Linked DNA regions of Homo sapiens: region 2 is linked to region 1. The links are chromatin loops, found by intact Hi-C in ENCODE. Cell type or tissue: mammary epithelial cell. All regions are shown on one strand.

What was found. Hi-C counts contacts between places; a loop is a spot of excess contacts. Peaks named below come from ENCODE experiments on the same cell type or tissue, not always from the same donor. Only the 100,000 strongest peaks of a DNase experiment are listed, where the experiment ranks them.
Region 2: it touches region 1 in a loop (10-fold over the local background); 6 of 110 quality-filtered maps call a loop at or near these places.

Annotation. Positions count from the first base shown.
Region 1 is chr6:49,405,932-49,413,931 of GRCh38, forward strand. No RefSeq gene overlaps it. Among named protein-coding and RNA genes, the nearest start is that of MMUT, 53 kb to the right of the region's middle. In mammary epithelial cell, a CTCF peak has its summit at 4,200 (motif pointing left); a DNase peak (open chromatin) is centred at 4,220.
Region 2 is chr6:49,198,190-49,206,189 of GRCh38, forward strand. It overlaps LOC124901478 (a long non-coding RNA gene), which reads left to right and starts at 4,486. Exons shown (of 2, transcript XR_007059902.1): 1 at 4,486-4,719; 2 at 5,490-5,647. In mammary epithelial cell, no CTCF peak of the experiment used is centred here; a DNase peak (open chromatin) is centred at 4,932.

The sequences.
Region 1 (8,000 bases):
GTGTTAGAATCACTAATGATAAGCTAATGAAGTTTCACAGAGTTCAAAGACCTTAAAATCTCATTTCATAAATACACTCCTCCTATTAGCCTAAACATGAACTTGGATCTGTTTGCAAAAAATTTTCAATAACCTTAAAAGGGTTTGCACAGTCTCCCACTTCGCTATTCTGTGCCTCAGGATGTGACAATGCTTATAAATCCCACAATTTGTCCTCAGAGGGTGTCTTGATCAACATCTCTCTGCTGCCACTGGCACACTCCTGGCTCAGTCATGACCCCATTCCCCTATTCCAGCTTGTTGACTAAATCCTCATCTGATGTCTCTCCACAAAAATTCAGAAGCATTTTCTCAGATAAATATTTATTCAATCATTTTAAATTAATTTCCAAGAAAAATGTGGGATTTAATTTAAAATGTAAGAGTACATTTCTCTTGCATTTCCCCTGTAATCAAAGAGTGAGATCATCCACTTGCATAGCACACTTGGAGACAGGCTGAATGTTGAGTAACATTATCCTGTCACAAATAGAGTAACGTGTTCAATTATCAGTGATGCCTCGCCCTCAATAGAGTGTAAGCTGAAGGGTAACCAGGAGAGATCCTCGGTTCCAGGGCTGGTAGTTTTGTGACCTAAACTCAAAAGCTAATTCTGCTTGGCACAGTGTAGAGTTTCCTGCTCCCTCCCTGCTGCTCTAGAAAGGCAGGGCTGTGTTAAATCATGGTGCTTAAGGTAATCAATTCACAAGCATGGATGAGCACCTCAATTCTGAGGAGCTCTCACTGTGCTGGAAGAGCTAGGGTTAGGCACTTAACCTCCTTCTGACTCAGCTTCCAAATTCCATGCAGGGATTTGTGAGGCCTTTACACTTGCTTTGCCAGTACACTTGTGTGTATGTGTCAAGAGTTGAAGGATGGTATGAACAGGAAGAATTAACACAGAAGCATGAGAACGGAGTAGGGCGAAAAGTGACTTCTGACTTTCCTGAGCTGGGTTGTTACCATGTTCACCCAGCAGAAGGCACTGGCTTTAAGAAGAAAAATAGAGAAGAAGGCTCTTCAGCACTTAAAATATATCACACCAAAAATCACCAAACGTGCTCCCAGTGGCATCTGTAACTTAGGTAGTAAACCTCTCACCTTGCCTACATTGTTAGCCCAAAGACACCAAAGAGGCTGCACATCAAAGTGAAAATGCAAAGCTGGGAATGATTCAATTTACTTTATAAAATAAAAAATCCTGCTGCCCTTTCATGAAATTATACTGTGTGCTTATAAATATGAATGTAAATGTATAACATAAAACATGAATGTTTGTATGGAATATTGTAATGAACATTTGTCATTTTTGGATGTCTAGCAAATAACCATTTTTCCTGTTTGAGAAGAAACCTAAATCCTAAAGTAAAGGTGAGATTCAGGCTCCATTTCTTACTACCTAAAAAACAAGAAAGACTGTGTTCTTCAGCCCTTTGGCAGCTAGCAGTGGGTATCAGGCATAGAATCAACCAATAGATGCCCCAACTGAGATTTTGAACATTGGAACCTTCAAACCTTGAGAGAATGATACAAGTTTAGAGAAAATTAAGACTTTAATAAAATACCAACAGAATCAGCCACAATATATAAAAAAATTTTACACCATGACCAAGTAGTTTAAATTTGAAAATAAGTGTAGTACATCATATCAGTAGAATAAAGGACAAAATCCACATGATCATCTAACTAGATTCAGGAAAAAAAAGCATTTTACAAAATCTAAAATTCCTTCATGACAAAACACTCAATAAACTAGGAATAGTATACAACTTTCTCAATCTGATAAATAACACCTATAAAAACTAAGCTAACATCATACTTATGGAGAAAGACTGAATGCTTTTCCCTAAGACTAGGAAGAAGACAAAAGTGTTTATTCTTGCCACTTTTATTCAACATTGTATTGGCGGTCCTAGCCAGGATAAGTTGCAAGATAATGAAAGGTAACCAGATTGAAAAGGAATGACTAAAATTATCTCCATTTTCAAGTATCATTATCTTGCATATAGAGAATCTAGAAAAAATCACTAAAAAATTAATTTGAACGAATACATTCATTCAGCATGTTTATGGACTACAAGAAAATAAATTTTATTTCGATACACTAGCAATGAACAATCTGAAAATGAAATTAAGAAAATAATTGACTTACAATAACATCAGAAAGAATTAAACACTGAGGAATAAATTTAATGTAAGGGCAAAATATATACCTTAAAAACTACAGAAATATTGTTGAAATAAATAAAGAAAAAATTAGTGTTTACTCAGAGCAGCTATGATAAAGTTGAGACTCAAGCAATAGCAGAGGGTCTAAGGATAAGATGATGGTGGCAATAGGGACTGATGTCCTGGAAACCACATCCAGTAACAATGGAGCCAGCAGCAGCATCAGCAAACTTCACAGGGTGAAATTTTGGCTGTGACATCATTCCAAATTTTGGTCCACCTCCATGTCTACCTCTTCAGCCATCCCTTAAGTTCAGAAAACTATGTATTGTCCTGTCAATAAATTCCATTTAGTCAGAGTTGTTTGCTTTGTTTTTTGTAACCCAGACCCAGACTTCTATAGGTATCACTGCTCAGTTTTCTCCTGCTTCTAACGACTTGGCTTATTTCCATTTTGTTAGAAAAGGAAAAGTTCTTATAATTTCCAAAAAATATTTTTATCAATTTATACGTACCCATTGGTTTCCAAATGTTTAACTCATTTCCACAATAACCTTATAATTTAGTATAACTTTGTAAAGTACATATTATGAACCCTATTTTAATATGTGAGAAAACTCAAGTTAAAAGAAGTTACATGATTCCTTAAAAGGAGGTAGACTCCAGATGGAAATCCAGATCTACTGAGTATAGATCCCAGGCAATATCTACTGTAGTAAGCTGTTTCCTTGATTTTCTGGCCTCAAAGCACAGAAAGCATATTAGATTGCCTCTTCCTAAGGAGAATGACATCTCCCAAAGTTTTATTTTCTTTTGTTTTTGTTTTTCAGCTGTTTGTTTGTTTTTATAGTAAGAACACTTAATATATGGTTTGCAAATATTTTCCTTTTGAACCTGAGATCTACCCTCCTAACATTTTGAAATACATAATACAACATTGTTAGCTATAGGGACTATGTCATATGGCATATCTTTATAATCTGCTTATCTGACGTAAGAGAAACTTTATACTAATGGAACAACTCCCCATTTCCTCCACCCCTCTGGTCTGGGAAACCACTATTATATTCTCTACCTCTATGAGTTTAACTATTATAGACATCACACATAAGCGGGATCATGCAATATTTGTCCGTCTGTGAGTGGCCTATTTCCCTTAACATAGTGTGCTCCAGGTTTATTATGTTGTGCAAATGGCAGGATTTTCTTCTTTTTTAATAGTGAATAATATCTTATTGTATGTATATACCACATTTTTAAAATCCATTCATCTGTCTATGGACACTTGTGTTGCTTTTTTATCTTGGCTATTTTGAAGAACACTGCAAGGAACATGGGAGTGCAGATATATCATGGTGAACCTGATTTCAGTTTTTTTGGATATATATCCAGAAGTAGGATTCTTGATTTATTTATATAATAGTTCTATTTTTAACTGTTTTGAGGAAACTCCACACTGTTTTTTGTAGCTGATGCACCATTTTACATTCTCACCAACAATGTGCAAGAGTTCCAATTTCTTCACATCCTCACTAACACTTATCTTTTGTTTATATATATATATATATATATATATATATATATATATATATATATATATAAAAGGCATTCTAACAGGCATGAATAATATCTCATTATAATTTTATATTAATTGCTCTAATGATCAATAATGTTGAGCATCTCATATACCTATTGGCTGTTTATATGTCAATAGGAGAAATTTCTGTTCCAGTCCTTGCCTATTTTTTTAATTCTTTTGTGTTTATAATCCTTGCCTATCATTTAGATAGATTATAATATAATATATATATATATATGGCATTTAGTGACAGGAGTTCCCTACATTTCCTTACATATTTTGGAAATTAACCCCTTATCTGATATATTGTTCACAGATATTTTCCTTTTGATTTCCTTGTAGCTATCACAGTTTTTCTGAAAATCCAGGAGTGCCGTCATGTACTTCCGATGCTGACCTCTCCTGGCCATTTGTGGTATAGCAGCTCCTTCAACGTAGCACACAATATTGAGGCAGCTGTCATCTGTTCACTGTTACAGATGAGCTGAAATGACCAGAGGCGCCTGAGAGGCTAACACTGCTAGGATGCACGGCCAATAATTCTAAATTCCCTTTACACAACTCTTGCCGTTATCCAAATCCAAGTTTGTAATAGGTGGGGACTCCTAAGAGCTCTCTCACCACTCAGCCTGAGGCAACAGATTCCTCTGTTGTGGATACCTCTAGACTCAGGGATTTTCCAAACTCGGTTTCCATCATTGATTCGAATTCTCTCATTCTCATCTGTGTTTCCTGGTTTCACACCTTTCTTTGCCTAATTTAACAATGTGCCTCGCTTTGATAATTGTGTCTCCACACTAGATAATAAGGATATTAAATTTGGTAGCAATATCAATTCAGAGAGAAGAAAAGCTGAACCCTTTCACATCTGAAATTCCATCTTTCACTTTAGGGAACTTTTAAAGTAAGGAGCTCTGTCCTAATATCTGAAATGATAATCCAGCTGCAGTTGAAAACAAAGCCTTCATTTTGGTCGGGTACCATGGACAATAACGACACTACTAAGAAATTTCATGGGTCATAAATTTTTTTAAGCCACTGACAACCAGCCCAGTCCAATTACTTGATAGGTGCATTTGTCAGTCATTCAAGCTCTATTTCCTCTTCATACTAAGAGTTAACTGCTGGATAGGATATAATCAGAAAGCACAGCTTTAACATGAAGATTATCCAACGTATTTGTACCATTTATATTATGGTTGTAGCCTGATAAACCATTTTAGATGGATTACTTGGGTGACACAGATTCTTTTTTTTTTTTTTTTTTTTTGACAGAGTCTTGCTCTGTCGCCCAGGCTGGAGTGCAGTGGTGCTATCTCAGCTCACTGCAACCTCAGCCTCCCGGGTTCACACCATTCTCCTGCCTCAGCCTCCCGAGTAGCTGGGACTACAGGCACCTGCCACCACGCCCAGCTAATTTTTTGTATTTTTAGCAGAGACGGAGTTTCACCATGTTAGCCAGGATGGTCTCGATCTTCTGACCTCGTGATCCTCCCACCTTGGCCTCCCAAAGTGCTGAGATTACAGGCGTGAGCCACCGCGCCCGGCCGACACAGGTTCTTAATAATAGGCTTGGAATTTTTCCAAGGGAAATTTCCTTAAAAAGCATACATATGATTTTGAGCATTTCTGAGTATAAATGTGGTCAATCCTATTGAAATTAAATTATAATATAGGCCATTAAATAATGTAATTTGATACATTGACCTCAGACATGAGAAAGAGAAATGAGGGAGACATTAGCACAATGATGGGAGTATGAGAGCTATTTACCCAAGAGGTTATGAAGCTTTGCATTGTTACCAGTCGCAGAGTCACAGTTAGAAGCTGTCCTCCATCACAGTTTTCATTTGTGTTGACTCTTTTCATCTTGCCTATAGTATTTCTGCTTTCAATTTAAGTCTTGTTTATTTCAGGCCTTGCGTCTGTGGCATCCTGATAATGACACGGTCATATAATCTTAACAATCAATGTGTCTATGTTTTCTTGGAGTGTAATTTCTTTGCCTTTGCAAGGAGTTGATGAATATTAGTACCCATTTTACAAAAACATGAGAAGAAAATAAGTACAATTATAATCAAACAGGGAGTACTTAAGAATCTAACCTTGGCCTTGACACTGTGAAGGATATAATAGAAGTAGAATCCTTTGGGGTACAAGGAACAGAATATGCAGCTTAAAAGTGGTTTAATTGATAAGAACAGTTATTTTCTTCTATAACAAAAGTTCTGGAGGCGAAGTAGTTTCAGGGTGTAGGTAGTAGTTCAACAACAGAACAAGAGCCCATGTTCCTTATACCTTTCCACTCTGCCACACATAGATAACTGGCACTCATTTTTGGCTTTTCTCTTGGGGTGGCAAGATTACCATCATGGTCCCGGGCAACCACAGCAAGACAGAAAACAGAAAATTTTATTTTCATGCATTTAAAAAAAACAGGAAGCAAAATTTATCCCAGAAATCACACAGCGGGTTTCCACTCAGGACTCCTTGGCCAAAATTGAGTCCACTGCCCAGGTTCTAGCTGCAAGTGATACAGGAGAAAGAATATTAGACATATTTAGCCCCTACTGTGGGACCAATATTCTGCTGGCAAAGAAGTACAAAGGACCATGTAGGGTGCAGACAGCTGGTAGATGATTAGTAGGCAAAATCTGCCACACAGTAAAAGGTATATTTTACTCTCAAGAGGCATACAATTTACTATTACTAATAACACCATGTTGTATGATAATTGACAATTCATAAAGCACTTTCAAATAAATTATCTGACTTAATCTTTACATTACCTTGCAAAGTAAATTACCCTTTTCATATTTTTTAACAAGAAAAGTTAATATTGGTAACGAAAAAGACTAGCAATGTAGCACAAATGAAGCTTTCTTCAACTTTGTAAGTCTAGTAGTATACAAATTTAGAAATCACAGACATCAATTAGAACTAGAGTGGACATTTAAGACTGGAGACTGAGTCAAGAAAACCACGTGCTACACAGCAGAATCACCACCAAAAATTAGCTTATCATCGAGGAGGACATTAGCAAACAAGAAAAAATTAGCACCAAATGAGCACCTAAACTCAAAGACAGGGGCTATAAATGCAAGATCAGCCAAGAAGTTTAGTCCCACAGAATTTATTGGGCACATACTTTGTGCAAGAGTTAGCCTGTGGAGAAAGTCAGGCTAAATTAGACTTAGTCTTTGCCCTCAAAGAGCACAGTCTAATACAACACCAATTAATAAATGCTCTAATAGGAATATGAATCCCAGTATTCCATGGGCACATGGAGAAAGATGGAAAAATACAGGCAGATTTTTGAGAGGAGGTGGCATGTCACTTAACAGTAAAGAAAGGATTGAGATGAGGAGAGAGTGCATTACAGGCGGAGGCAAACATATTAGCAAAAGCAGTAATATTGAGTGTGTGTTTAGAAGGGTAAAGAAGGGAGCCTAACAGAGCAGGTAGAATGTTGGGATAGGTGGGAATCGATGAGTGAGAAAGGATGAAGAATGGCATCTGAAGTGCAAGTGTTTGAGAAGTGTCCATTCATGCCCTTTGCCCATTTTTTAACGGGGCTGTTTTTTACTTGTCAATTTAAGTTCCTTATAGATTCTGGACATTAGACCTTTGTTGGGTACATAGTTTGCAAATAATTTTTCCCATTCTTTAGGTTACTCTGTCGATAGTTTCTTTTGCTGTGCAGAAGCTTTTCAGTTTAATTAGGTCCCATTGGTCAATTTTTGCTTTTGTTGCAATTGATTTTGGAGCCCTCATCATAAAATCTTTGCCTGGACTGACATCCAGAATAGTATTTCCTAGGTTTTCTTCTAGGGTATTTATAGTTTTAGGTTTCACATTTCAGTCTTTAATCCATCTTGAGATTATTTTTGTATGTTGCAAAAAGTAGGGGTCCAGTTTCAGTCTTCTGCATATGACTAGCCAACAGGCATATGAAAAAAATGCTCATTATCACTAATCACTAGAGAAATGCAAATCAAAACCATGATGAGTCATCATCTCGCCCTAATCAGAATGGCCATTATTAAAAAGTCAAAAAATAGCAGATGTTGGCTAGGTTGCAGAGAAAAGAGAATGCTTATACACTGCTGATGAGGATGTAAATTAATTCAGCCAATGTGGAAAGCAGTCTAGAGGTTTCTTAAAGAACTTAAAATAGAACTACAATTTATTTGACACAGCAACGTCATTATTG
Region 2 (8,000 bases), 210 kb before region 1:
CCAGTTAGTCATATTTTGCAGACATGTAATGAAATGTCAGCAAAATAGATTAATGGTCCTCATTACAAAAATAGCATTAAAAGAGGATTGAGAAAGAAGATATGCTAGTGATTAAAGTAAAAGCACAATTAAAATGGCAAATGAGTCAGGACATAACATAAAAAAGCTCTGAAGAGGGGCAATGATTGAAAATTATGTTAAGCCCCTCACCACTCATTATAAAAATGTTCTTGGTAATGAGTAAAGATTAGAAAAGCTAAATTAAAAAGAGTCAAAATTTTACAAACCACACACAAGTCTCTTTAAATAGAAGTCTTAAAAATGCACAGATTAGATATACAACCGTGTTAACTCATCATCATTAATAGATAATTGAATGTTTGCAGAAAAAAATTGAGGGAAGGAAAAGGAAGGAAGAAGAGTTCAATTCAGTAAAAGGTTATTAAAATCTACCTTATTTTCACCAATGCTCTAGACAGGAGTATCATGCCTAACTTATTCCTGACTGTCCTTATGCCTAGCATAGTGGTGGCCTTAAGTGTGTCCTTAATAATTCAGTGAATGAATGCACAAGTAAAAGGAGTTTAACAAAATGAAAAACTATGGACTGTGCTCTCAAGTTGTTTACAGCCTTGGCATCAGAGCACTTAAGGTAACACCCTGATAGATTTATTTGCACAGTCGGTGTCATTCCTATCTTTGACATTTTTCAAACTATGTGCTCATTTTTGTAAATCAGAGTTCTGAGCAGTTCAATTTTAGCTTTTCAGTTTTAAGTTGATTTCAAATTTTCTATTCAAATTTTTCAGAATGCTGATATACATATATATTTTATATAATCATTGATGAAGAAATATTAATTGTTAAATTGTCTTGCTTCTTGGATGCTGTGAATACCGCGTGGTCTTAGGCAGCTATCTACTCTTGCATCTAGGGATGTGCTCACATTTCAAGCAGAACCAGCACTAATTGCAAGGAAATAGCTACCTGAAATATTTTGACAAATTACTAGTGTTCTTAAAACTGCTTCTACTTTGGGTGATCAATAAATGAACACTGACTTGGTTGATTACTAGTGTTCAGAAAAATGTTGCTGCTTTGGGTGATCAACAAATGTACGTTGACAAGGATGTCCTACTAATCCATTATCTCCTGTCCAGAAACAGGATGATCTAAATGATTCTGATACCCACCTTCCCACGCTGAAAACCACTGGCTTACATGATGCCTAAAGTCCCTTCCTTGGAATGTGGGTTAAGAAGGTAGATATCCTAAAACTCAGTTTAGCATATTTTCCTTAATAACAAGGTTGTGATAGTTCCCAAAGTTTAGGACTTTCTAGATCAGTAAAACTCCAGAGAGAGAGGAGAGAGAGAAAGAGAGAGAGAGCGTGCGAGCAATCTTTATATTATATTCAAAACACCTGCAAAGGATTTAGGAAATATTACTTTAAAAAAAATAAGCTCAATCTTTTTAATAGCTTCTCATGAACAGGTTTAGAGCCCACAGAATAATGCAAATATTTATAAAGTAATTGCTAGGATCAAATGAGAAACATAATGGTAATCAAAACTGTATCTTTTGGTACCCAGATGCAGCACGTAACTACTGTGTCACTTCTCAGCTACAATGGCTCTGGGCCCTTGACTTGTTTGTTCATTTTTGTTTATGCTGATTCAAGTCCTCTGAAACTCTGAAACAAGGTAAATTGGAAAGGGACATAAGAAATGGGTAGAAATACATTATATTCAACAAAATTTTACTTATGTTCTCAGGTGTTATATTCAATATTTATAAGTTCTAGATCTTATTCTATTCTTTCTGGTAACAGAAAAAGAAACACATATGTAATTTATGTTTCTCATATGAAACAGTTTCCAGGTACAGAAGTATCATAACAATAACAAAATTAGATTATTTTGTTGCACATCCCAGTTTGGGGAATTTTAGCAGGGCTAACATTCTTCTAAACTAGCTCCAGAGGACTCTAAGGGCTACCTTCCAGGTGATCCTGGGCCTTCTAGTTGTCCCAGAACATCTAACATTTTCCTTTTTCTACTCCTGATGTTGCCTTTGTAGGAGACTAACCAAGAAGTTGCTATGCCTTTATCATTCTCACATTTCCTTTCTCTCTGTGATTCAAGACATATCCTGCTACTCCTCTATTCTACGTCTTAATTTATTGACTTATTTGAGGCAGAGCAAATGCCATCCACCTCTATTTATGTAAGTGGCTGAGAAAGCAACATTGCCCAGATCACTCAGATCTTAAGAACATACCAAAGATGTGGCTCTTTTAGTCTTCTCTGAAGTATCCTCACCTGAGGGCTCAGGAGTAGATCAGGGAGAGCTGGAATAGAAAGTAACCCAAATAGCACACTCTTGTAGTCAACATCAGTTCTCCTCTTGGCTAATGGTCTATTGTTCCAGGCCAAGCTTATATGTTTCCATTCTGGTTCAGAAGATGTTTCTTATAGAATTCTCATTCTTTCATAAAATAAATGACTAGGAGTTGTACCCTAAAAGTCTTCCAGGCATCCTTCGAATTTACAGTGAGTGTAGCTTCCTTCCTTTAATATATTTCAACATATTTCTTTCAACATATTTACTCCCTTGCATATACAGCTGACAGAAAAATAACACTGAAATAAGCCCATTGCCTAGCGATCCTCTAGATATTTAGATTACATAATTTACATCCACAATATTATCCTAGCTGGTTAATACCAGCTAAATCTAGAAAATTGAGCTCTGGTCCCATTCTAAATACTGATCTTCCATACATAATAAACAGAAAAAAAAACCATATAAACTTAACTATAAAGCAAAATAATAAGCTCGATTTCTAAGAAAAAAATCTATTTCTGACAAAAACTTACTGTAAATATAACTTAAATGCTCACAAGCATTTGGATAACCAATGTATCAATTTACAAAATAGCCCCTGGCTTGCATGAGATGAGATCGGATAAAGCACAGAGACAGATATTTTACAGAAGGGTCAGGAAATATTTTTTATTGCCAAACAACTTAAGAATCAGAAAACACTGATATGTTTCAGCAGTGTGTGAGGGGAAACATCAAATTGTTTTATTTCTGTGGCAGAAATGGCACAAGACGTCAGATTTATTATTGGACATCCCTAAAAATAAATAATATCACAAATTTCTGTAACAATTTGACAAGAAAGGAAGACAAAGCACAGTTTTAAGCTTATGACCCAATACCTCTCTGCTTTTATATATCAATTATTGTGATACAAGCTTGGTTTTGTGTGTCCTTTGAATAATGTTTTTAGAAACAAAAATATTTTAGAACAACTGTAGTATAAAAGATATTTCTCTTTTCCTCCGTCTTGTCTTCTTTCCTTTCTTCCTCCTTTTTTTCTAATTTTCCTTGGTTCTTCCCTTTCACCTTCCCTTTACTCTTTCCTTTTTTTCCTTTCTTGTTTCCATTTTTTCTACCTTATTAGAGAAAGAACACAAAAAATATGCAAAGGGGATCAGATTGCATAATTGAAAATGCAAGAAAGATAAAGGAAAAAAATAGATATAAGTTTCTGGCTCTGCATAAGAGTGAGTACACATGACCCTGTCTCTCCCAGTGGATGTGCAAACCAAAAAGTATGAGACGGGTCTCAATTGATTTAGAGGTTTATTTTGCCAAGATTGAGGAACTTCCTAGAAAAAAGGAACACAAAACTCATGCTTTTTCCAAAAAAGGATTTGGGGACTTCAGCATTTAAAGGGAAAAGAGTGGGCAGTAGGAGAAAGAAGAAAGAAAAAATGTGGGAGGGTAGATAAAAGAGTATAGGGTGACATTCTTCTGAGGCTTTGATCAACATACACTGAATCCATATTTTACAGGTGAAAGGGGGGCGGTAGAGGAATAGTTAACTAGATTTGTGCTCAGTGAATCTGCATTTTTACGTAAAATAAAGTAAACATACAGTAGATGAAGCAATCAGATATGCATTTGTCTCAGGTGAGCCTGATCAAGGGATGACTCTCAGTTCTTTCTTTGTCCTGTACCTGTGAAGATAAACTGTTAAACTATATTGTCAGGGTGAAATTTCAACAGAACTGTTTTAGGATAAAAATCTTGGAGCTCACAAGATATATCCTTGTGAGCAAATTAAGAGGGAGACCCTCTGAGGAGATATGTAGCCTTCTATCTTTGTAGCTATTTATTTAGGAACAAACTGGGAGGCAGTTTTGTGTGACTCAATTCCTAAGCTTAACTTTTCTCTTTGGCATAGTGGTTTGAGGTCCTGAGATTTTTATTTTACTTTCACAGATACAACCATAATAACCTTGAGATAATGCTTGAAGCAGTAAAGTGAGGACTGGAAAATAAATCATGGTAGGTGGATTGGTGAGGAGCAGAATTCTAGGTATCACAATACGTGTGGTGTGTGTAGTGTTGTCTTGTCTTGTCTTTTAATTCTTTTCTTTTCTTTTCTTTTCCTTTTCTTTTCTTTTCTAGTGTCCTGAGGCTTCCACTCAACACACGCTAAAACCTCAAAGCAGACATCAGTATCAACAGAGATCCTAGAGCAGCTTTTTAGAGCTGACTTGAGGAGAAGGTGAGGGGTCTCTTAATACTAATAGAGAGTGGGGGAAATCTCATTTATTTTTTTTTCCATTCTCTAGTGCCCCAGTCCCCAATCAATCTTTTGGTGGTAGCAGTAGTGGCAGCAGCAACAACAAAGATACACAGGTATGTAAAACAATAATGAAGGGAGTGGGTTCTTTCCTTCTGATTAAAACAACTATAATCCCAGGAGAGCAGCATGAAACCACATTTCCCGTGTTTCTCTCTTTCTTTCTCTTTCTTTGCCTACCTCACTCTTTCTCCTCAAATGCTTCTCTCCAGCAAAAAGGCCTTTCACACTAGATGAGTTCTGACTCAGCTTAAATACAGGCAGCATTGCAAATGGGGTTTTCCAGGGAACCACTAGACAGATCAAGTGATTATAATTTTCTCAGAAGGAGGCACTGAACTAGCTCAAGTTTGGTTCCTCTCCCTCCAGTGGCTTCCAGGCTGCTCGTTTTCACCATGAATATTGGCTGTTAGTATTTTAGGCTACTGAAAAATCTGAAAATGGGATGGAACTAGGGCTGGTTACAACACCACAAAGCTCATTTTGCAAAGATGCAATTATGCTGACTATAACAACAGGAGGCAGCCAAATGCCTAGGCAGATAGGTATGAGTATCTGGTGAAGCCCCACCTCCAAGCCAAAGAGAGTTTAAAGCCTGAAAGCCAAGCTACAAGTTAAATCCTTGGACCAGTTTGAGAACCTATCTTCCTGTTTGACGTGCTTTCCTCTGATTGATCCTCACCCTTCACCTATTTTACATATACCTACCCTTTCCTAATTAGTTTTCTATGCTGTCCTGCCCACCTTTGATTGGTGTCTTTGCTTTAACCTTTTGTGCATACTCACAAACCAATCAGCATGCATTCTCCATCCTGTGCTTATAAAGAACCCAGACTCATTCAGTAGAGGACGAGATGGCTTGACTTCAGGGAAGAGACAACCTGACTTCAGGGAAGATGACCTGCACTTTCCAACCCCTCTCCAGTTCCCCTCTCTGCTGACAGCCATTTTCATCACTCAATAAAATTCTCCACCTTTACTATCCTTCAATTGTCCACATGACTTCATTCTTCTTGAATGTGGGACAAGAACTTGGGACCCACTGAGTGCAAGTACTCAGAAAGGCTGTAACATCAGCCCTTTGCCCTTGTTGGAGGAAGGTAGCCACCCCACGTGACGCGGCAGCATTGAGCTGCTAAAGGAGCATCGTAACTCCCCCTCTAGGGCTTCAGGGTCACAGGCACCCTCACCTGGGCACTACTGCATTCCCCTCTAAGTGACACATCTAGTCTCGCTGTGGGCCCTGCATGGAGTTTGCTCCTATGTCAGCACCCAGAGAAGCTGGCCAGATCCTGCTGAGAAAAATCCTACATCACCGATGCAACCAGTTTTCTTGAACAGATTCTGCCTAAATTGTTACAAGCTTTTGGCTAATTTCTAAAGTTCTGATCAGGTTGAATTTTATTATATTTGCAAGTTTTTGTTGTTGCTTTTATGGAGGAAGAAATTTTTAGACATCCTTCCCTAACCATTTTCACTAACATCACGTAACTAAAGATTTATATCTGCCGTATAATTTAATGTTTTTATTTACTACAATTTGTCTTTTTTCTTTTTTCCCTTTCTCTCTTCCTTCTCCTTTTCCTTCTCTTCCTCTTTTTCTTTTCTAATTTCTGTTGCTCAGATTGAAATCTCTTCCAATAGCTCAAAATTTACATATGATTTTTTTTCTTCTGGTGGTTACCCCTAATTTACCAAGAATCCACAATGGGACACTGTTTTTCTGCCCTTTTTCTAAAAGTTTTAAATGTTCATTTCTTTCTCACAAAAAAATGACAAATGTAACACAACTATATCAAACTATTCTTGTCAGCTGACTCCTGTCCCCAGATATTCTCATATAATGTTGTTCACCTGGTGGGACACTAACACTGACTACCTGATTAAAACTATGCCTATGTAGTCACATGCATCACTGAAAGCTCTAGCCTAAGCCATCCTCTTTGACGTTCTTTCCCACCACCCTCTTCTTTACTCATGGCACTTGATCACATTAATATTCCAATCTGATGGTGAAACACATTTAGTTCTTTACTCCCTCATGATTTTTACACTTCTTTTTCTTTTTTTCTTCTTCTGTACTTAAATATTTTTCACTATACCACTGTTGTCTTACTACATGGTTCTGTTACCTATTTTAATCCTGAGGTCTGACAGTGTTTTTGGAAGGTGGAAATTTCTCCATTCATTACACTTAGGTAATAGCACCATGTAAACCATAAGATGTTCCATGAGATATAACTGAGCTCTGTGGGTTTAGTTACATCCTGCATGAAATAGACTATTTCATAGTTACTTTGCTTAAAAGATTATTGTTATCAACATCATGTTTTCAATAAATTTTTGCTTAAAATTAAAATAATATATTTAATTTGCTCTGTATCACCAAGATGAATGTCTTATCATATAATAAATCTGATTTCAGCCTCCTAAAATTGGAATAAACATTTTTATGACTTTTCTCCTTAAAATTCTATAAGAAACTGAAGCATGTATCTTTTTGGGATACAACTTGGTTTTAAATTCCAGACAATATAGATTATTTTCCTCTATTCATGTTTTAAAACTTGATTATGAAACTAGAACAAATGCAGCTGACTGATATAGTCCTCTCTTGACAAATGCACACAAACAATAATTAACCTGAACGAGAGATATATAGCTACATCCAGAGAAGATAATTCTTTCTATATATCAGAGAAATACAAATCCTTCATTATTTAGAGTCATCTCTCTATTTTTTTAAGATCCTGAAAACATTAATTGTAAACACTAATGGGAATTACTAGAATGCTCCTAGATACAGAATAAGTTCCAAATTTAGTCTTAGCAGCTGTAAGCAATCATCTAACCGAATTACCTGGAGGAAAATGGAAACAGGGCAGATGCTGGCCAATTACCATAAACTAATTGTAGCAGGGCACCTGGTATGGAAAGAAGAGTAAAGCTTTTATTAGGCTGGAAAAAAGAAGCTATTATTTGGGGGAAATTCAAGCTGTTTCTGTCTACCAGGGGGGAAACTAAAATTTGCCTTCAGGAAAGACTCTCGTATTCTAAAAGGGCCCTTATAGTAATGCAAGCAAGTACCTACTTATTATTTTGGGGGAACTTTCATATACAGTGGAGAAGTCTAAATATGGATGCTCCCGAATGAGCTTAATAATATGAACTGAAAATCTTTGACAGAACTGTGACACATTAGAGTTATAGGTTTGTTTTTTCAAACATGGATTATAACTTCCAATTACATTGAAATTATGACTTGTTCTTGATAGGTCTGTGATTTTTGTCCAAGAGAATTATTCACAAGAGATCAGAAATACAGATAGTGGAAGGA